5 separate regions of the Homo sapiens genome follow, and all the other regions are linked to region 1. Evidence: read pairs that join two places in POLR2A ChIA-PET (ENCODE). Cell type or tissue: CD4-positive, alpha-beta T cell. All regions are shown on one strand.

The links. ChIA-PET counts read pairs that join two places held together with the same protein. Peaks named below come from ENCODE experiments on the same cell type or tissue, not always from the same donor. Only the 100,000 strongest peaks of a DNase experiment are listed, where the experiment ranks them.
Region 2: POLR2A ChIA-PET joins it to region 1 with 42 read pairs; 13 of 35 experiments call an interaction of 5 or more read pairs at or near these places.
Region 3: POLR2A ChIA-PET joins it to region 1 with 11 read pairs; 11 of 35 experiments call an interaction of 5 or more read pairs at or near these places.
Region 4: POLR2A ChIA-PET joins it to region 1 with 12 read pairs; 14 of 35 experiments call an interaction of 5 or more read pairs at or near these places.
Region 5: POLR2A ChIA-PET joins it to region 1 with 29 read pairs; 12 of 35 experiments call an interaction of 5 or more read pairs at or near these places.

Annotation. Positions count from the first base shown.
Region 1 is chr1:206,801,177-206,805,176 of GRCh38, reverse strand. All of the region lies in intron 2 of IL19 (interleukin 19), which reads right to left. Among named protein-coding and RNA genes, the nearest start is that of IL10, 31 kb to the right of the region's middle. RefSeq lists an enhancer at 1,950-1,999. In CD4-positive, alpha-beta T cell, no CTCF peak of the experiment used is centred here; DNase peaks (open chromatin) are centred at 1,766 and 2,596; H3K27ac peaks cover 2,178 bases.
Region 2 is chr1:206,732,681-206,736,680 of GRCh38, reverse strand. MAPKAPK2 (MAPK activated protein kinase 2) reads right to left here. Exons shown (of 10, transcript NM_032960.4): 10 at 2,400-4,000. The coding sequence ends at 3,963. Among named protein-coding and RNA genes, the nearest start is that of IL19, 36 kb to the left of the region's middle. RefSeq lists an enhancer at 1,865-2,054. In CD4-positive, alpha-beta T cell, CTCF peaks have their summits at 1,770 and 1,970; a DNase peak (open chromatin) is centred at 1,940; H3K27ac peaks cover 1,587 bases.
Region 3 is chr1:206,907,200-206,911,199 of GRCh38, reverse strand. It overlaps FCMR (Fc mu receptor), which reads left to right. Exons shown (of 8, transcript NM_005449.5): 5 at 860-990; 6 at 1,332-1,475; 7 at 1,680-1,738. It also overlaps the pseudogene RPL13AP8. Among named protein-coding and RNA genes, the nearest start is that of IL24, 12 kb to the right of the region's middle. RefSeq lists silencers at 1-366, 1,644-1,693. In CD4-positive, alpha-beta T cell, no CTCF peak of the experiment used is centred here; DNase peaks (open chromatin) are centred at 1,479 and 1,789; H3K4me3 peaks cover 1,522 bases; H3K27ac peaks cover 1,591 bases.
Region 4 is chr1:206,738,160-206,742,159 of GRCh38, reverse strand. No RefSeq gene overlaps it. Among named protein-coding and RNA genes, the nearest start is that of IL19, 31 kb to the left of the region's middle. RefSeq lists enhancers at 484-593, 684-733 and silencers at 2,500-2,609, 2,640-2,689. In CD4-positive, alpha-beta T cell, no CTCF peak of the experiment used is centred here; a DNase peak (open chromatin) is centred at 2,389; H3K27ac peaks cover 826 bases.
Region 5 is chr1:206,920,804-206,924,803 of GRCh38, reverse strand. FCMR (Fc mu receptor) reads left to right here and starts at 2,863. Exons shown (of 8, transcript NM_005449.5): 1 at 2,863-2,986. The coding sequence starts at 2,950. RefSeq lists enhancers at 1,343-1,422, 2,083-2,292, 2,833-2,962. In CD4-positive, alpha-beta T cell, no CTCF peak of the experiment used is centred here; DNase peaks (open chromatin) are centred at 506, 1,533 and 2,753; H3K4me3 peaks cover 3,182 bases; H3K27ac peaks cover 3,937 bases.

The DNA.
Region 1 (4,000 bases):
AAAACTAGCACAAAAAGGTAAATAACCATCCCAGGCAGCTAACTGAGAGCTATCAGAAACACATACATGACTAATAGCTAAATAAATTGTGCCGATACAGGTGTGTACTCTAGAAGCAGAGCCAGGTATGCAGACAGCAGGTAGCAGGTGATCATTTAGTGCTTGAATGATCAGAACAGTGTCCACAGAGGATCCAAGGATTGAAAGGAACTTCAAAGAAGGGTATGATTTAGAAAGGAAGGAGTCTGGTGGATTCTTCTAAAGAGCATTTCTCTGGGATTCAGATAATTTCACCCATGCAGTTAGCACCCATTCTATCCTTGAAAGATACAGCTGCTCTTCCTATAAGGTAAGAGAATTTCAGGTTTGAACAGAGAATTTTAGATTGAAAAATTCAAGCCCATTTTCTATTCTTCCACCCGCAAACAAAGGTGCGGAAAGCAGTTGAGGAAACAGGCTGAGGTGAGTTTCCTTGAAGCCTTGCTCTCTTGCATCTCTGTTTGATCCCTGGGTCATTCCCTCAGGCATCTCTGGTCAGAAACACTTTTAAACCCCAAATCTCATTCTCACTGGGTTTGCATTGTACCTGGAAAGATGCTGACACCAATAAAAGCTTGTTGCTTAAAGACACAGCCTATGACTCACACAATGCACACTTTATACACCCTAATTCCTTCCATCTGTAGTAACTTTCAGCTTCTCATTACCTAAATTATTTCAGTGCACTCAACCTGGGGGTTATTGTCATATAGGGAATCAAATGAGGTGCCAGAAACAGATAAAAATCAAGAAAACAACAATTTGAAAAGGTTATCATTGGCATCAGGGAATGTCTGTGTTGGAAAGGATCTCCAGGTTCATTAGCCCCCACTCCCAGCACAGGAACCCTCTTTGTCATGACTCGGACAGATGTTATCCAATTCTGCTTCATGACTTTCAAGACCTGGGTGCCACATTCTGCAGTTGTCATCTGCAAACTTGATAGGCAGGTGAATGTGGCAAGCAACCCATATTTAAATATACCTGAAGCCCTCCTGGAATTTACACAGCTACATCTTTCCCTGTACTGCCCTGCAAGAAGCGTGAGAGAAGAAGCTCTTCTGAGCCTCCTGCCTGTTACAGAGAGCAAGAAAGGGAAGGGAAGAGACAGGGCGAAGAGAGAAAGGATTACTTGATATTGTAGTGTTCAAGCTGGAATAATTTTCCCTCCCACCTTGCTGGAGTGCTTTCCAAGTGCTATTTCCTAGAGCAATGCCAGATTAGTTGTTCCAGAATTCCCAGGGGGCTTTGCACAGAGTCCCAGACCCTGTCCCTGAGAGTTGAATTTTGTACATCTGGGATGAAGCCTGGGCATCTCTATTTGTTAAAGCTTAGGATTATTTTGAAGTGCAGTCAGTTTGAAAGTCACTTTATTAGAGGGCTCTGGACTAGGTCACCCCATTCCTGGTGGTTGAAAAACCTCATTGCAAGCAGATCACTCCTATGTCCTCCAGCAGTTTTCTGTAAGCATGTTTTTGTGTTGCTGAAGGCAGCCCCATCAGCCCCCAGGGGAATAATCCTTTCCTGTTCTCTCCAGCCATGCTCTGTAGGATCACCTGAGGCCTGTGTCTGGGCCTCTTTATCGCAGCACAGTACAAGCATCCAGCTTGTACTCTTTGTTGTGGGCTGGCCAAGATGCTGACAGGAACAAAAATGACTTGTTTTTGAGAGTAAAGATACAAGCTTTGACTCAGATGACGCACACATGTTCATGGAGGGAGACTCTCACATCCGACCTACCTTCTTCCGTCCACAGAGAGTCACGTTGCTACTCTAACCACATCACTAATTCCGAAAGATGGGGACTCCTACACAGGGCCTCCAGGTCAATGCCTCTGATTAGGGCAGGGAACTGGAAGGCATCCAACCCCGACTTCCTGGCACCCCAAGTTCTCTCAGCAGCAACAGCGAAAGCCCATGGATGTAACTGCATTACAGAAGCCAAGGCCCTCAATGTGTAGACTCTCTGGGGTGCTATTTTAAAAGGCAGACTCTCAAGCCCCACAAAAAGATGTTTTGAAGATTGGAGTGAGGCCAGAAAATCCACCTTTTGAGCAAGCAGGACTAGGGAATTCTGAGTAAGACTAGTATTTGAACTTTACCCATTTGGGACTGAACCTCAAAGGAAAAAAGGGATCTGGAAAAGGAAATGACGTCCCCCTCGCCCTTCCAGGGCCACAGCTGCTTCTGTTCTTGAGATATTGGCCAGGCCCCTTATTTCTTTGACATTCCCCTTGCTTTCCTGTCCCCTCGTCTTCCTTAACAGTCCTTCTTATCTGCCAGAAGATTGGTCTTTCTTTAAGGCTAGCAGTTAGCCTTGATTGGGGATCCAGTTCTATACATGTGGGCATAGAGGACAGAGCAAGAAGACAGGACAAGTGAGCAGAACTATACAGGGAAGGGAGGGACAGTGTTGGAAGAGAAGCCCAGGCTTGGAACTTGCCCATGGCAAAAAAAAAAGAAAAAAAAAATTGAAAATTTGTACCCTCATTATGTCACCAGGAATTGAAATTAAGTATGACTCACGATTTACCCATGAAGCTCTTTCCCAATTAGTCTGGGTTGTGTCACCAAAAGACCTGAATTTAAGTCATGACTCCATCACTTATTGGCTTCGTGATCTTGGGAAAATTATTGAACTCTCTGACATTTAGTTTCCTTATCTGTAAAATAGGGGTAATCGCTTGATAAAGGTGCTGTTCGTTTTGATGAGGTAATATATAAAAATGCTTAGCCCAGGTTTTGGTACATGGAAGGCAGAAAAAAAAACCACCCAGATATTATGAATAATATAATTCTGTCATGTACACCTTTCCTCTCACAACCTACTGACTTACTGTAGGCACCAGGCAACCTGAATTACTAGGTGTTCTCTAGGGCCCCAATAAGCCATGTGTTTTAAAGTCTAATGGAATGGTCTAATCCCATCTCCATCACCAACTCATAAGCTGTGTGACCTTCCTTCCTGGGCCTCTGTTCCCTTCTCTATGGATCAGTGCCAATACATCAAGTTTCTGCAAAGGCCTGGTGCATTCACTGATGCACACAAGGAGCCCAGGACCATGCTGGGAGCCCCCTGTGCTGCAGCCTCCCCTTCCCCTCCTTTCCTGCAAGCTCCCATGTTTGTCCATGCCTTTCTATGGAGGTGCCTTCGTTCAAACTGTTTCTTCCACCCAAATGTCCCTTCCCTTTTTCTGCTCACTGGAGTTCTTCCCAAAGCTGCCTTCATCCTACCTCAATCCCAACAGTCAAGATACCCAGGTAATCACCCTTCATTGACAAACAGAGTATGTATTGTGAGTCTGTGATGTGTCAGGCACTGTTGCTCATGACCAGGGATATAGAGATGATTAAGGTCTAGTCCCCAAGAAATTCAGTCTACTTAAGAACATAAGAACAATATGAACATAAGAACAGATAACTGTCCTCCAAGGAAGTGGGGGTAATAATAGAAGTGACTCAAAAGTGCTGGGACAGCACAGAAGAGGGAGCTCTTGGGTCTGACTCAGGTGGGATGGAGAAGCCTTTATAGAGACACAGAACTTTGACCGGAAGGATAAGTGATGCTTGACAGGGAGAGAAGAGGGAGTAGTTTGTCTAAGACTGACCCAGAGCCATAGAGGTCTGAGATAGGCAGTTGGGCCAACAGTGCTGGAGGCTGACCAGGAATGGGGAGGGCACAGAGACAGAGCTGGAAAGAGACAAGGACCAGGTGCCAATGGCCTTGAGTCTGGCCAGGGAAAGGTCCAGGAAGTTGCCTCCATTCCACCCCCCGCCTCCAGGCACATGAGGACAGTGGAGAGCAGATCTGTCATCTCCAAGGAACATTCCAGAGCAGGAGCAGTCCATGGAAATCCCTCATCTCTAGTCCCACTCATATCATTGGCTAGAAGGCCATGGGCTACAGGCTTGTAATTCAAAGGACACAGGGGTCTGGAGGCAGACATCTGTGGTTTTTTTT
Region 2 (4,000 bases), 68 kb after region 1:
GTCTCAGATAAATAAATAAATCCACCATCTCACTGAATCCTTAAAACAGCCACAGGCCTAGGACTATCACCCTCATTCTATAGCAAAGAAAACTAGACCTTCCTCAGTGGAGTGGAATCCAGCCTCATATCTCCTCTCCTCCCCGCCCCCTCTGCACTCCCTTACCAAGACGATGTCCATGGGCTTTCTTAAAGAAGCTCTAAACTTGGAAACAGGAGATCCAGGTCAGAATCCCTGACTAGCTGTGTGATGCTGGGCGAGTCCCTTTACTCCTCTGAGTTGGAGTTTCTTACAGGTAAGCTGGAAACGAGACTGACTACCTCAGAGGGTTCTGATAATGAAGAGATGGAGGGGAAGAGCCCAGCATCGGTACTTGGTAGGGGCCCAGGAGTGTCTCTATGCTCCTCTTTACATCTCACACTACTTAAGGGTGTTCAAGAAGCACACCTGCTCCTGAACCCATGCAAGCCAGCATCTGCCTTTAGGGACAAAAGTTTCCATTGCCATCCCACCCAGGCATTTAGCAGAGGTGTTAAGCTCTCCCTAGAGACAGGGACTCGCAGGGCCATGCCAGCATGGAAGGTCAGGGACATGGGCATGGGGGTGAAAAGCTGTGGCAAGACCCCACTAACCATGCCAGACCCCTCCTGGCCCTTCGCCCCAGCCATTTTCCCTGAAAGCCAACCCCAGCCTGAATCCTTGCTGACCACAAAAGCATCCTCCTGAAATGGGCTGAGTCAGGGAAGGAAGCAAAACACAAGGGCCAACGTTGGGCATGAGGCCAAGAAGGCTGTGCAACGGGCCTCTGTGGCAGAATCCTGGCCCCCAGTGATGCCCATGTCTTGGTCCCCAGACTGTGGCTATGTTCCCTTACATGGCAAAGGGGACTTTGCAGATGGGATTACGGTTAAGGGCCCTGCAATGAGGAGATTATCCTGGATTATCTGAGTGGGCTCAATCTTATCACACCAGCTGGGTCAGAGAAGTGACCACAGAAGGATCAGAAAAATGCAAGGTTGCGGTTGAAGATGGAGAAAGGGGGTCATGACCCAAGGAATGCAGGAAGCCCCTAGAATTGATAAAGGCAAGGAAACACCCTCCAAAGAGGAATGCAGCCCTGCTGAGACCTGGACTCCAGCCAGCCTAGTGAGACCCTATCACACTCCTGACCTACAGAACAGGAATATCATAAATTTGTGTTGTTTTAAGCCATAAAATTAATATGGCAGAAGCTTTGTTAACAGGAAACTAATAACAGCTTCTAAAGATAGCAGAACTCTGACAACTTCCTCTCCTTCTCTCCCTGACTCCCTCCTAGCACCCCTTATTCCTCCTTCTTGGGTTATTGCTTCTAACACCTTCATAAGTGCAGACAAAATAAGTGGATTTCTCTGAAAGCAAACCCCCATGCTGGTTTGTTTTGAGCTGTGATTTTAGAGTGATGAGTAGTGTCTCAAGGCGAGAACCAACCTCAGCAACCCACTGTCATGAAGGGGAGGTCCAGGGCCTGCTGTTCCCAGGAGCTGAGGGTGGAGACATGGTCCTTCTGGCAGCAAAGGGGACAAGCAGGTCTCTCCTCCAGCGGGGAGAGGGATCTGAGTTCCAATCCCACCATGCAACTGTGGCACATCATCCCACCTTCTCAGTCACTTTCCTCACACATAAAACAGCAATCAGCAGCCGCCCTGTACTGTCTCTTGCTGGCAGCTCTGAGGGTCACATAAGAAAATGCGGGTGACACAGTGAAGGATGTGCTATTTTCCCATCTGACCCGGAGGGACTGCAATGGGGCAGGTAGCCCAGTTTCTACTTTAGGCTCTGCTGCGGGTCAAGTCATCATGTGGCCCCAGCTCTGGGCTTCAGTCTTCTCATCTGTGCACTGAGAATGGGCCACAGGAACCATGAAGTCTCTTCTAGCTCCGAGGTAGAGCCTTTGGTTTCTGCCTGACCCCTATCACCGCCTCCTGGAGAGTGCCGGTACTACACTAACCTGCTCCCCTGGTATCTTTACCAGGATTTCAACCAAATTCACCAGCACCCCCTCTTCCCTGGACCCTATACCAGCTGGCTTTCGCAGGCTAAAGGTGCCAGCACCTGGTGGTGGCTATGTAGGTCAAAGAATCATATGCCAAAAAGAGCTTGGCTCCTGATTCTGCATTTGGCAAAAGAAGATGGGCTTGAGCCCTTGCAGCCTCCCTGTCCTGCTTTAAGGATGCCCTACACACATCCTGCCCAGGTCCTCACCAATGAGGTGCTGGCTCCTGCTCGCCCAGGAGGCCCTCCGCTCCTCTCCCAGGACCCCCAACCCACACCCTCACCACCCAACAAAACCCCTCTGCACATAGAGGCGGTGGGGGGTAAGGCCTGAGCCCCAGGAAGAAAGAGAAAGAAAAACTCTCAACTATTAAATCTGTTTAGTAAAGACAATTTCGCTCATACAAAACAACAGTTTACAACAATCGAGTGCTGGACACACCATCTGAGACAAGGGAGGCGCTGCAGGCACCCAGCGCCTTCCCCCATACACAAAGACGACCCTGGGCGCCCCTCCACCACCTGCCCCTGAGGGAGAGGAAAGGTGAAGTATTCCTGCCACCTCTCCCTCCAAGGGAAGGGGGAGTGGGGGGCCATGGCACAGACAGCCTACCCCAGCTGCTCCTCATCTGTGCTGGGGGAGGCCCCTCCCCTCACCGGCCCCGAAGCTGAGTTGTTTGGGGTGATGGCAAATGGCTGATGGGCAAGGGGGCAAAGTCAGGACATCTTTGGTGCAAAGACTCCCCCTGACCCACCAGGCCACACAATGGAAATCTGAGGGAAGACTTCAAAAGTGGCCCTGCCTTTGCCCACAAGGGGTAGCTGGCTGATGCCCCAGAACCCAGGACAAACACAGGAAATGCAAAAGCTCTGCCAACAGAAGCTGCCCAGGCTCACCTACATGAGCTGGGCGGTGGCCCATGGAGAAATGGCTAAAAATTTAAGGAAAATAAACAAAAATGGGTTAATAATGGCAAGAAGGGGAAGTAGAGAGGTCATTCAGTAGATGAGTGCCTCAGAGGACCTAGGACCAGCACTAAGTGGGGGGAGGGGGGCCCTGGGGGCTGGGGGTCCAGTCTTCCTGATCGCAGTGCCAGTGCCCGGTCACTCCTCTCTGCCTCCCGGAACCCAGCTAATAGAGACAGGCCACAGAGGGCCTGTTTCAGAATCTGGGTGGGCTTCCCAGGCACTTTGGCAGGCTCAGTATGGGCAGGGCAGACCCAAGAAGGGAGAAGGTTCCTAAGCCCCAGCAGGGCCGTCTCCCTCTGCAGCCCTGCCTGCCCCTGGCCCCTCAAATGCACGATCCCAGGCACAGATCTGCGCACTCATACACACGTGTGCACACACACACACACACACACACACATACACTCACTCCTATTTGTCTGGCACACTGGAGATGTCTGAGGGCTCCGAGAGAGGAAGTGCGTGGCATCCTCCTCCAAGGTGGCCTTGAGCTCCCAGAACGCGTGAGCCAGCGGGGACAACCCCAGGCTGTTGTGGAGAAACAGGGAGGGCAGATGGGACAACACAGGGACAATCCCTATGACAGTTTCCACAAATACCCTCTAACAAACCACAAGCCTTTGCAGTATCCAGAGAGGAAGGCGTCTGGTGGAGAGGAGTGGGGCAAGGACAACAAAAGAGGTTTCGTAAAAACTCTAAGTCAAATTACTGATAAAATTGCAAAATGAGCACAGGTTCAAGAGCACCTTGCTCACTTCTCTCCACAGCCTCCCAACCTCCCAGCCTCTCCCACTCTGGGGTGGCCAGAACCAAGGCAGAATTCAGTCACTGATGCAGTTCCAGGCTCCATGCAGCTGAGGAGGAGAGGAGGCAGATGTGGACAGTTCTGTCTCTTCGTTTAAAAAATATATTCCTGTAGAGAGTTATTGCTTGTCCTCCCGTGGGCAGGAGGGCGCGGTGGCTCAGTGGGCCAGAGCCGCAGCCTCCAGGGCCCGAGCTT
Region 3 (4,000 bases), 110 kb before region 1:
AAAGGTGATAGTGAGAAAGAGGACCTCCAAAATCATTTGGGTTCTATAGGTAGGAGAAACTGGGGCCATGAGAACCAAGTGGTTTCAAACAGAACCAGGACTCTTGCTTCCTACCTATTAGTAGGGAAAACATCAAGGTCAACCAGCATTTTCTTATTCTCTACTATGTGGCAAGCATTGTGCTATGTCCTGAAGATATAAGAAGATGACAATATGCAATATCCAGATCTTACTAACATAAGTCTGACTTGATAAAGTCTGAAACAGGCATGACCACAGAATTGGAAACCCAAAGCGCACACACACACACACAAATCTGGCTTACCATAATTAGGAAGAAAAGAGGACTTACACAATGTCCTTTAAGAAAAGTAAGATTTCAATATGCAGAGAAAATTGAGGGGAAAACTTCTAGGCAGAAGGAGCACTATGAGAAAAACATCCTTTCCCCCACCATTATAAGGAACTAGCCCAGTCAATATCTGCAATAATCTCGTGAAGAAACTAAGGTGCTGAACACCGGAAGGTGCATTAAATTCTTTATATCCACTCTTATTTCATCCTCATAACAGTTCTGTGAAATAGATTTTACTATACCTATTTATGGAGAGATAAGGCTCAGAGAGGTTAGGAGACTCGTTCGAGATCACACAACCAGTAAAAGGCGGAATATGAATTTGAATTCAAGTTTCGTGACTCCATAGGCAAGTCTTTTTGAGGGGGGAGTGGAGTGAATTCTGTTAACAAAAGGACAAACCTGTAAGTCATCTCCAAAAACGTTGGCTACACAGGAGCAAGCCCTCAACCTACCTCCTTTAATAATCTCTTCCTCCCTCTCTCCCTTTCCTTCCCTCCCCAGAGCACTGGACTATGGCTCACAGTCTGGGAGGGAAGGCCAAGGATTTCACATCCTGATCCCGACCATCCTGGGCCTTTTCCTGCTGGCACTTCTGGGGCTGGTGGTGAAAAGGGCCGTTGAAAGGAGGAAAGGTGAGCGGCTGGGCTTCGGTAGGGAGAGCTGAGCTGCCCAAAGAGCCCACAGCGTTCAGAACCCCCTTTTGAACTTCCATGGGAAACTCGGAGCTTTTGATGAGCAGCCTGGGGTGTAGGGAAGTTAGGGAAGTGGGGGCCACTGGTCTGAGGAGGAGAGCGGCCTGGGCCCTTTGGTCTTCAGGGCAGGGCAAGGCCGTGCCTCGTACATTCCCCACGCTTGGAGCATCTCCAGGTCAGACACTGCCAAGCCCGAGGGAGGAGGCAGCCTTTCGTTTGGGGAGGGTGGCACGGGCCTCTGATGCCATTTTCCTCCCTCTTCCCGTGGCTTTGTGGGGAAGCCCTCTCCAGGCGGGCCCGCCGACTGGCCGTGAGGATGCGCGCCCTGGAGAGCTCCCAGAGGCCCCGCGGGTCGCCGCGACCGCGCTCCCAAAACAACATCTACAGCGCCTGCCCGCGGCGCGCTCGTGGAGCGGACGCTGCAGGTGAGCCGCCGGGCGGGCCACGGGGAGTAGCGGAAAGAGTGCGCTGGCTCCGGGAAAGCCGGGCGCAGCGGGGCGCGCTCCCAGGTGCCAGGGCTTCCCACAGGGTGGAGCTGGGAGTGGGGCGGGGGTGGAGCTGGGAGTAGTAGCATGACGGTGGGGCGGGAGCCTCGGCCGCCGCCTCACCTCGCCCTCGCTGTTCCCTAGGCACAGGGGAGGCCCCCGTTCCCGGCCCCGGAGCGCCGTTGCCCCCCGCCCCGCTGCAGGTAAGCTCCGCTCCTGCCCTGATTGGCAGCCGCGGCCCGACTGGGCGGCCCCAGCCCTGGGCGGGGACCCGAGTGTGGCTTCCCGCGCCGCCGCCGCCGCGATCCGGAGAGCGGGTTTCCCAGCAGCTCCTGGGCCCTGAGCCGAGGAACAAGTTGTTTTAGTTTCCTCCTTGTTTGGTGTCAGGAGGTTGAATACCGGGAACTGTAGAAGACCTGGTTCCGTGGCTTCTAGCCAAGCAGTTGTCACGGGATACCTGCGTGCTGGATGCAGCTGGCTTAGCAGAGAATGATAGGTGGCAGCTCCACAGTTATGTGAAAGGCTTTCTCGTGGAGGAGATTAGATTTCTAGGGGGTCCTAGGGAGGTGGAAGCTACCTAGACAGTTCACCTTCCTGTGCGCGAGAACTTTCTAGTAAACTCTCGAAGATGAGAGGAGGTAATTTACCTTTCTCTGGAGGCGGTTAAGCTTGGCTAGAGGATGACTTGGGAGAGATGTAGACAGGGTTCAACACCTTGAGTGAGGAGGATTCATCTTTAAATCTAGAGTGGATGGAGGGAACTCGCGTTTCCACTCAGGGCCACTGATGGTTGGGTAGAAAGCCTTTATCCGTTCATCTTTAAGAATTGAGATGAGAAAGCTTTTTATTCTCTAAAGCAGCCTACAGTGTCCAAAACACGCAGAGCCCAGAATAAAGCTTTTTTTAAAAGGGTGTGGTAAAAATCCCTGTTTTTTTTTTCTTTAAAAATAATTTATTTGATCCTGATTACAAAATACAGGTGAGGAGCACAGGCAATTCCTGTAACCCCTTGGTCGCACATCTTCCCAGTCTATGGTTCTATAAATACCCTTTGTACAACAGCAAGCTCATGTTGTCCCCAAGCGCTTGCACATTCTAACAGCTGCAGAGCTATATTACCAGGTGGAAAGTTAAACAGACGCCCCACTCACAAGGTAGGGCCCCTCCAATTAGTCTTCCGACTCCTTTTTGCTAATAGTAACTGGTTGCTCTTCCTATTGGTCATAGATAAATTACACCTGCACAATTCCCTGAGTGCTTTCAAGTAACCTCAGAAAGCAGTGACTAAGACCCTTTCCTTGCTCCCAGCTTCCTATGTCCCAGGCTGCCTGTGGCACCCGGACTGCTGCTGCCCCTGGGTCCCGCACATTCCAGGGCGACGATGGAGGAAGGGCAGGCCAGGCCAAGCATGAGGAATTAACAGTCTTTATTGGGCTCAGACCAGGAGCCCGTGGGTCTTGAGGACCTCTGTGTATTTGTCAGTTTTCTTCTCCACGTTCTTCTCGGCCCGTTTCCGTAGCCTCATGAGCTGTTTCTTCTTCCTGTAGTGGAACTTGGCCTTCTCCTTCCACTTCTCCTCCAGGGTGGTTATCACTGCCTGGTACTTCCAGCCACCATCGTGAGCCAGGCGCTCCAGATAGGCAAACTTTCTTGTAAGCTTCAGACGCACGACCTTGAGGGCAGCAGGAACCACCATCCGCTTTTTCTTGTCGTAGGGCAGTAGGATGCCGTCAAACACCTTGAGGTGGTCCAGGGCGGCCTGGCCTCACTTGGTCTCTTGGGGCAGCAAGCCTCGTACTTGTGCCACAAGATGCGGCTGGGGGCCGGGAAGTGGTAGGGACCTCGGGAAGGGTTGGTGTTCATCCGCTTGCGGGGGAAAGCCAGGTACTTCAACTTGTTTCTGTAGAAATTGCCAGAAATGTTGATGCCCTCCCAGCGTACGACAACCACCTTCCAGCCCAGCAGTACCTAGTTAGCCACGATGGCCGCCAGGGGGCCCAGGAGATGGCCTCCACCATCAAGCACCAGGACCTGCACCCCCGCCATCTTCGGCAGCCGCCTGGGAAAAGAAAATCCCTTGTTTAATTCGCATGTAGACTAAGCTAATGCAGCAGACTCCAAAAGACAGGGCCCACACGGTGGAAGCCTACTTCCCCCTCCCCAAATAAAGGCTCAGACAGGGACAGGAAGAGGTGGCCTGAGCCAGTGAGCCAAGAGGTCATCTCGGGACTGAAATTCCCTCTGTCTGGTTGCTGCGCCATCCTCTGGAGTCTTGCCAGCTCCATGGTCAGTACACAGGCACCAGGACCGTGTGCACGTCCCAGCTTACAGGAGGGAGGAAGAGAATGCTGCTTCTTAAGCCCATGACCCTGACGTTTCCCACCATTTCCACTTGCATCCTAGAGGCTGAAACTTAACCATGTAGTGAACCTCCCTTCAAGGCAGGCTGAGAAATTTAATCCCCA
Region 4 (4,000 bases), 63 kb after region 1:
CTTTATGAGAGAAAATAGGGAGTGTGAAGCGAGGCTGGGGAACCACCGGTGTGTGACCCCACTAAGGAAAGAGGGAGAGGAGGATGTGCACAAGGGCCCCAGGCACAAGTGTCTATGAAGTTGCCAGGGGCAAAGCTGGCCATCCTTCGAGTCCTGGTTCTCCCAGGAACGGGTGCGTCTTCACATCCCTGTTGTACTGTCATTGACTGGGAGCACGAGAAAGGAAGTGTGGCCTCCACACAAATGAGACAATGAATTTCAGAGTGCCATAGCTGGGGCCCTTGGACAAATAAGCTCCCCATAATAGGAGGTCTCTGGGGCACATGTTCATGGGTGCCTCAATAATAATTCCCATTTTACCGGTTGACAAGCTGAGGCTCAGAGAGGACAAGTCATCTGCTCATAGTTGGGACCCAGCTTAGAGTAACTCCAAAGATTTATCTTTGTGCCATATGCAACTGAGCTACTGACCACCACATCCCAAGCCATCCCCAAGACTGATGCCTCAGATTCGGTACCCAGCAGAGGGCTGGGCACACAATCAGTGTCACATTGGGAGGCAATGTGGCTGAGCTCCTGTCTAGTGAGCTCCTGTATAGTGGGTCCTGCATGTGTCCTGTGTGCCCCACAACACCTACAACCCGGAGTCAAAGCCGCCTCCTCCTCCCTGCTATTCCTAACCAGAGGCGTGCCTCCTCTGTAACTTCCCACAGCACTCTGGGCCTCTCTTACAGCACCCACCAGAGTCAGCCTTATGTCACTTATGTTATGTGCACACTTGTCATCCCCCACAGGCATTTGCATGCCAGTCAGAGAAGCAGGTAGCCCGGTCAAGATCAAACACCAGGAGGCCAAACAAGGCTGAACCTCAGATTTTTGTCTTTGAGCCATTCTGCCTACATGCCCAAAATGTATGCAAATAACCATAATTGAGTGAGCAGGGCCACTGATATGGGGAGATGTTGAAGGAATCCCCTAAACCCCTCTACAGCTGACTTTTCCACTCGCCCACAATGTGGCCAAGGGTCTACATCTATCAGTTTTGGGAAGTGCTATAAATGCCCTTTTACTCTCGGCTGACTGACTCTACCCCCAGATTTGCTGCTGACAGCAAACCCTTTCGTAAAGCTCTCACTTGGAAAGCAATATGCAAAGTGCATTCATTCATAAATCGATACTGTCTTTTTGGCAGTCCCTATCAAAAACTAAAATGTGTATACCCTTAGATCTTGCCATTCCACTACTAGGGATCTATACTACAGAAATCCTTACACACACACTCGAAGATACTGTACAAGATATTTGTGAGATCTATATAAATAGTAGAAAAAGGGGGGGAGGGTAGTCCTTCAGTGCAAATGAGGTTAAAAGACAAATAAAAAAGAAAGGAGGTGAGAAATATCCATCCACAGCAGATAAATTGTGGTACATCATACTATAAAATACTCTGCAACTATTTAGAAAAAGAATGATAGTTCTATGAGTTTGATCATGGAAATTCACAAGATATGCTAAGTGAAAAAAGCAAGCTGTATGTTGTTTCATGGGTATGAAAAAGTCTGTCAGTTGCACAACAATGTGAACATACTAGTGAAGTTTACAGTTAAAAATGTTTAAGATGGTAAATTTTCAGTTAAGTGTATTTTATCACAATTTTTTAAAAGCAGGTTGCAGAACAATATGCCTAATGATTCCATTTGTACTTGTTATAACTGCCAAAGAAACTTCTCAGTTGTGCTTATAAGTATATTTGTATCTAGATAAATTTTCAGAAACTTTTTGGATAAAAATTTCAAAAAAAATAAAGCTGTTCAATGAAGTTTTTTCTGGAGAGGGAATTGGCATCACTGAGGTGGAGACGTTATAAAGAGAAAGGTTCACGCCTCACTCTGTATGTCTATATATGTACATATAATGTCTTGTTTGAGTTACTAAAATTACTTGTGTTAATTTTCCTTTAGATGCTTTCATCCATCCAACAGATACTAAGCACCTACCCTGAGTCAGCTGTCATTTTCAGAGCCTGAAATAAGCCGATCAGACTGAATTTCTCGTCTACCCTTTCTCTTCCTTGCACACTGGCTCAAAGAATGCCTGGCTGTCATCCTTCCCCTCCTGCCCTCGACCCTCCTGTGGGTGGGTAGGGCTAGAGTCTCACTATGAGGACCATTTCCTTAGAATAGGTTTGTGACCAGAAAAGGAGACAGCTGAGTGCCAGAAAACCAAAGGCCCCTCTAGGTCTTACTACAAATACCAGGTCTCTCTGCACCACAGACTCCAGCTAACCAAGGTCTCTGTCTTAGACTTAGATGAGATCGTGGTTTCTTTCAAAAGTAAACCTTTGACTGGTGAATTCAGAACCACATGTCTCCAGATCAGAAGGTAAGGGCTAGGAGAACTCAGCTCATTCTGAAACTTGAGGCCTTATTACCCCAAGAGGCAGTAGCTGTTTGAGGAACAAGAGACCCACAGCTGCCTGGACAGAGGAAGGAGCAAGATCACGTTTCACACACTCGGACAGCAGTAGTCAGAGCTAGTAACTGCCCGGGGCTAGGACCAGAGCCACCCAGACAGGATGCTCATTTGCATAACTTGTACAGATACTTTGCATATCAGGGTCCTGGAAACACTACTACCCTAGGATCAGAGAGGTTGAGACTAGTATTTGGTCACACAGGACCTCAGAGACAAAACCAAAACCAAGGGGTGGGGGAGGACTTAGGAAGGGAGGACTCATGAAGGGGGAAAGTGGAAAGTCAGTCCTGGTATTTCACTTGCAAATCCTGGCAGGGGTGTGGGATGGCAGTAGGAAACTTTACTGTCCCTGAGAGCAAGAAAGTTATGCAAACAAATGCATTTGCATGGCAGCCCTGGTCCCTAAAAATGACTTATCAAACACAGGTTCCACCACCTTGGCAGCCCCACCTGAAATCCTGCAGGCTTGACAGCCAAAAGACTTCCTGGCCAGAGGCTCTGGGCAGTAACTTACCTTCCAAGCAATTATGACTCCCTCTAGAGGAGACAAGTAAATTCCAAGGTAATTCTGGGTTCCAGATGGTGGTGTGTTAAAAATGGAAAGGGTGGACGCCAAGTATATTGACATTTTTGTGTGTGAGTGCCAGGGAGGCTCCCAAGGGCTCCACTTTTAAACTGAGTGGAGTAAGAACCATGAGGACAAAGGGATGAGAAAGGCCTTTTAGTGGCAGAGGGAAGAGGGGCAAGGAAGCCCCTAACAATTGCTCATCCTGCTCTTCCAGGAGGGCTCTCAATTTCATGTAATGTCATCATTTTCCATGATGATTCAGAAAGTGCCTAACTACAAAAGATCTAAGTTTAAGGTGTACCACTGTAACACTTTTTAAAAAATTAATGAATTGAGTGAAACGTGGCAAAAGCCCCATCAGCCCACATCCCCAAATTTTGTTTTTCAGGGAGCAAACATCATTTATGAGGCAAATCCAAGTTGGAGGGGCTGGAAAGGGAAAATGGACAGAAAACACCAAGGGCACCCCACAGAGAGGAGTAAATCAGATTTCCATGAGCAGAACCCATGAGGGGTCAAAGGTCAAGCTAACGAGATGAGCAGACAGACAGCAGTTCAGACCACAAGACAGGAGGGGTGAACCTGTTGGAGAAGGAAGGATCTAGCTCTTGCAGAGAGAAGTGAGAGCAGAAATGCAATGGGGAAATCTCCATCATGCTATTCCATTTTCTGCCATCAAAACTGTCAGTCAGGTGCCAGCTTGAAGGGCTGCTAGGAAGCTCTCCTGGGTCTCTAACAGAATAGCTCCACCTTATGCACTCCAACCACCTCTGCTCCTGTTCTGGAGAGCATCAGTTCTTCTGTTACAGCGATGCCCGCCACTTCTCTATGCTGAGCTCCACAAAGGCTAGACCCACTTCTGGACTCATCTGTGTGTCTCCGAAGTCCTAAGCACTGGGCATGACACAGAGGAGGTGCTCAAGATGAGCTGAATGTTGAAAATGTGACATTTTTACT
Region 5 (4,000 bases), 120 kb before region 1:
CCCTGATCTTCACAGACATGCACACACACTCACACTCCACAGAGCACACACACAACCACACACCACACACACACACTCAACCACACACCACACACTCATAACCACACACCACACACTCACACACTCTACAGAGCACACACACACTCATGGACGCACACCACACACACACAACCACACACCACACACACACTCAACCACACACACACTAGACAGAGCATAGAGTGCGCACACACACACTCATAGCCACACACCACGCAGTGACACACACTCATAACTACATACCACACACAACACATAGCACACACACATAGCCACACACCACACATTCACACACACTCATAGCCACACACCACACATTCACACACTCCACAGAGCACACACACACTCATGGACACACATCACACACACAATCACACACACATAACCACACACCACACACACTAGACAGAGCACACACACTCATAGCCACACACCACACACACACTCCACAGAGCACACACACACTCATAGCCACACACCACACACACACTCCACAGTGCACACACACACTCATAGCCACACGCCACACACTCACACACTCTACAGAGCACACACACACTCATGGACACACACCACACACACAATCACACACACATAACCACACACCACACACACTAGACAGAGAACACACACACTCATAACCACACACCACACACTCACACACTCAACCACTCACACACTAGACACAGCATAGAGTGTGCACACACACACTCATAGCCACACACCACGCAGTGACACACACTCATAACTACATACCACACACAACACATAGCACACACACATAGCCGCACACCACACATTCACACACACACATACATCACACAGCCACGCATCCTACATTCACACACATACCACACAGCACATACACACTCATAGCCACACATCATACATTCACACAGACACATTACACATAACACACTCACACTCTCATAGCCACACACTACATGTTCACACTCACTACACACACTCACACTGTAGCCACACACCACACACACACCACACACGTATCACACAACATACATTGCACCCTTACACACACCTCAGACACACACCACACATACTTCACACGCTCAAACATCAGAGTCATACAACACACATCATACACTCACACATTCATTCATACATATATTCATACTCACACACTCTTGCCCCCACACACATCACGTTCATTCACTCATATTCCCCTTCTCTGTCTCTCCAAGACAGCCCCAGGCCTCAAGCCCAGTGCATGGTGGAGCCCAGCTGTGTGACAGCTCTGGGGCATTGGGAAGAGCCCGCTAAGTAGGGAAGGGTGGGGCTAATCCCAGCTGGGAGCTCTGGCACTAAGGAGAGGCCCGAGGCTGCCCTCTGCCATCTTGGCCCATTTCAGGGCTGGAGGACATCACAACCACAGCTGCTCCGGGCCAGGGGAGATTCAGATAGGGATGGGGCAGGGCAGGCTGCCCACCCCCCCACACACTTCCTCTGCACCTGCTCTGAGCCTCACATTCAACTTCCACCACGGATGTTGTTGTTTTAGAGAACATGTGACAAATCTGCTGTGTGGGGGCGAGCAGGGAGTGGCTGACACAACCACTGTGGAGCCCGGGTCTGTCAGGCACATCCCCCCAGAAACAGTGTGAGTATAGCCCGGATCCTCCAGGGGCACAAGAGGTCCTTTCACCTGGGGTTGGGGCCCTGAGAACTGACCTCCAGGGATGAAACTTCCAGGAACAGAGCCCTGAGAATGCCCTCATAAGTAATACCCCTGCGCAGCTCACAGTGAAGGCTTCTTAAAGCACTTCCATGCCTGTGAGTTCTGCTGGGCCTCAGAAAAGCCATGTGAGGTGGGCAGGGTAGGGGCAATCCCTACTTTATCAAGGAAAAAACCGAGGCCCAGGGAAATTTGCCCAAAGCTAGAAAGTGCCAAGCCAGTACAAGACCTGAGGTCTTCTGACTTGCATCCAAAACTCTTCCCAAGATGCCCTGTGGCCTCAGCATCTCTCTCCATCAGTCATGGGCCTTACCCTTGGGCCCTTGGGGTCCTGAAGGAGAGCTCTACCAGGGTGCTGTGACTTCAGGCAAAGTGGCTGCATGACCTGTCACACCCCAGTTCTGGCATTGCCTTGGTGGTCACTGGACAGAGGCCTGAGCCCTTGCCACAGGGCAGCACCTTGTGGGGACACTTTGGGGAGATTAAGGGTGAAGGTTGGCTGAGGTGCTGGGGAGCTATGTGAAGTCCTCAGGAACTGTGTTCTGCAGGAGGGAATGGCAGGGATCATCTAGTCCCAGCTTCGTTTATTTCCTAGATGAAGAAATTCAGGCTCAGAGAAAAGTAATGGATTGCTCAAAGTCCTTAGTTAGTACCCCCACATAGAAGGTGCTCAAAAACTATTGTAAAGGTGAGTTAACTGGTGACTGGTAAGGACTACAGTCAGCATCTTCTGACTTCAGGCCCAAGCGTCTGCCCATACAGCCTTTCTCAGGCAGGGAAAATTGGTGATAAGGCTCTTTTATCCTGAAGGCAGAATGAAAGCAAATGACCCCAGCACGGAAGCCAATGAGTATACATAAAGCACGGGAGGCCCTGCTAAGAAAAAGCACCAAGACAAAGGAATATCAGGCCTGGTCACTGCTAATAGTCTGGAGGAACTTCTTAGATGCCTTTTGAACAGGGTGACCCTTTCTTACTCCACACAACATGTTTTCTCAGCTCCTGACTTCCGCTGTGGTTTGTCAGCACTCTCTTTTTAGCCTGAGAATAGTTAGCAAACAAGGGAGGTTGTCATTTCCTCATCGTCAAGCTTTGTTCCTCGTGGGGGCTAGAAATCTCTTTCCAGTTCCAGATTGTGAAGGGTTCCTGAGTAAGCAGCGTGTCTCCATCCCCCTCTCTAGGGGCTCTTGGATGGACCTTGCACTCTAGAAGGGACAATGGACTTCTGGCTTTGGCCACTTTACTTCCTGCCAGGTAAGTACCGTGGGGAAACACTTCAGACCTCTGAATGAGGCTTGAATTGGCCACAAGTAGAATAATTGCCTGGTAGCTCTAGCTCTGATGTTTCTGGATGGATTCAGTTGTGAACCAACACCTAGGGCAGGACAAGAATGGAGGCCATGTGAGGTGTTGGATGCCTTCCTCACTCCATGGTAATGCTCCTTTCTCCACTCCAGACACTCTCCTGTTTCAGTCAGGTGTTAACTCTATCACCCAGGCTGGAGTGCAGTGGTGTGATCATGGCTCACTGCAGTCTTGTACTCCTGGGTTCGAGTGATCCTACCACCCCAGACTCTCTAGTAGCTAGGACTACAAGTGCATGCCACCATGCCCAGCTAATTTTTAATTTTTTTGTAGAGATGGAGTCTTGCTGTGTTGCCCAGGATGGTCTTGAACTTGTGGCCTTAAGTGATCCTCCTGGCTCAGCTTCACAAAGCGCTGGGATTACAGGTGTGAGCCACTGTGCCCAGCCAGGTGTTAACTCTTAAGAGCTGAAGGTGTCATCTCTCCTAAACATATTAGCCTATTAATATGGGATCTTAAAGCAAGTGTCTCCGTACTTCTTTCTTCTTACCTCTACACTCTTTCTATAGATCTTTTTCAGTCCCGAATTTCCAACTTTCAACCCTAAATGAAAATTCCGTAATCCATTCAGTAGCTCTAATCTATTTCCTGAATTCCATATCTCAACTTACAACTGTCTCCTGGGCAACCTCTGCTTCAATATTCCACCAAGATTTGAAATGTAAACTGCCTAACCTTACCTCAATTCTTCATTGATCACCATCCAAACCAGCTATTTCACCTGTCTGAAGTATCGCTGATCATCAGCCACAAAATGCCAGAATGGCTAATTACCACCTCTTCCCATGTATCCTCATTCAGACCTTGATCCAGTCAATGGCCAAATCATTGCAGTTTCTAGATCCATGTCTACTGGGATAAGAAGCAGCAGCAATTGATACTAGGAAGGTAACAGAGGAAATG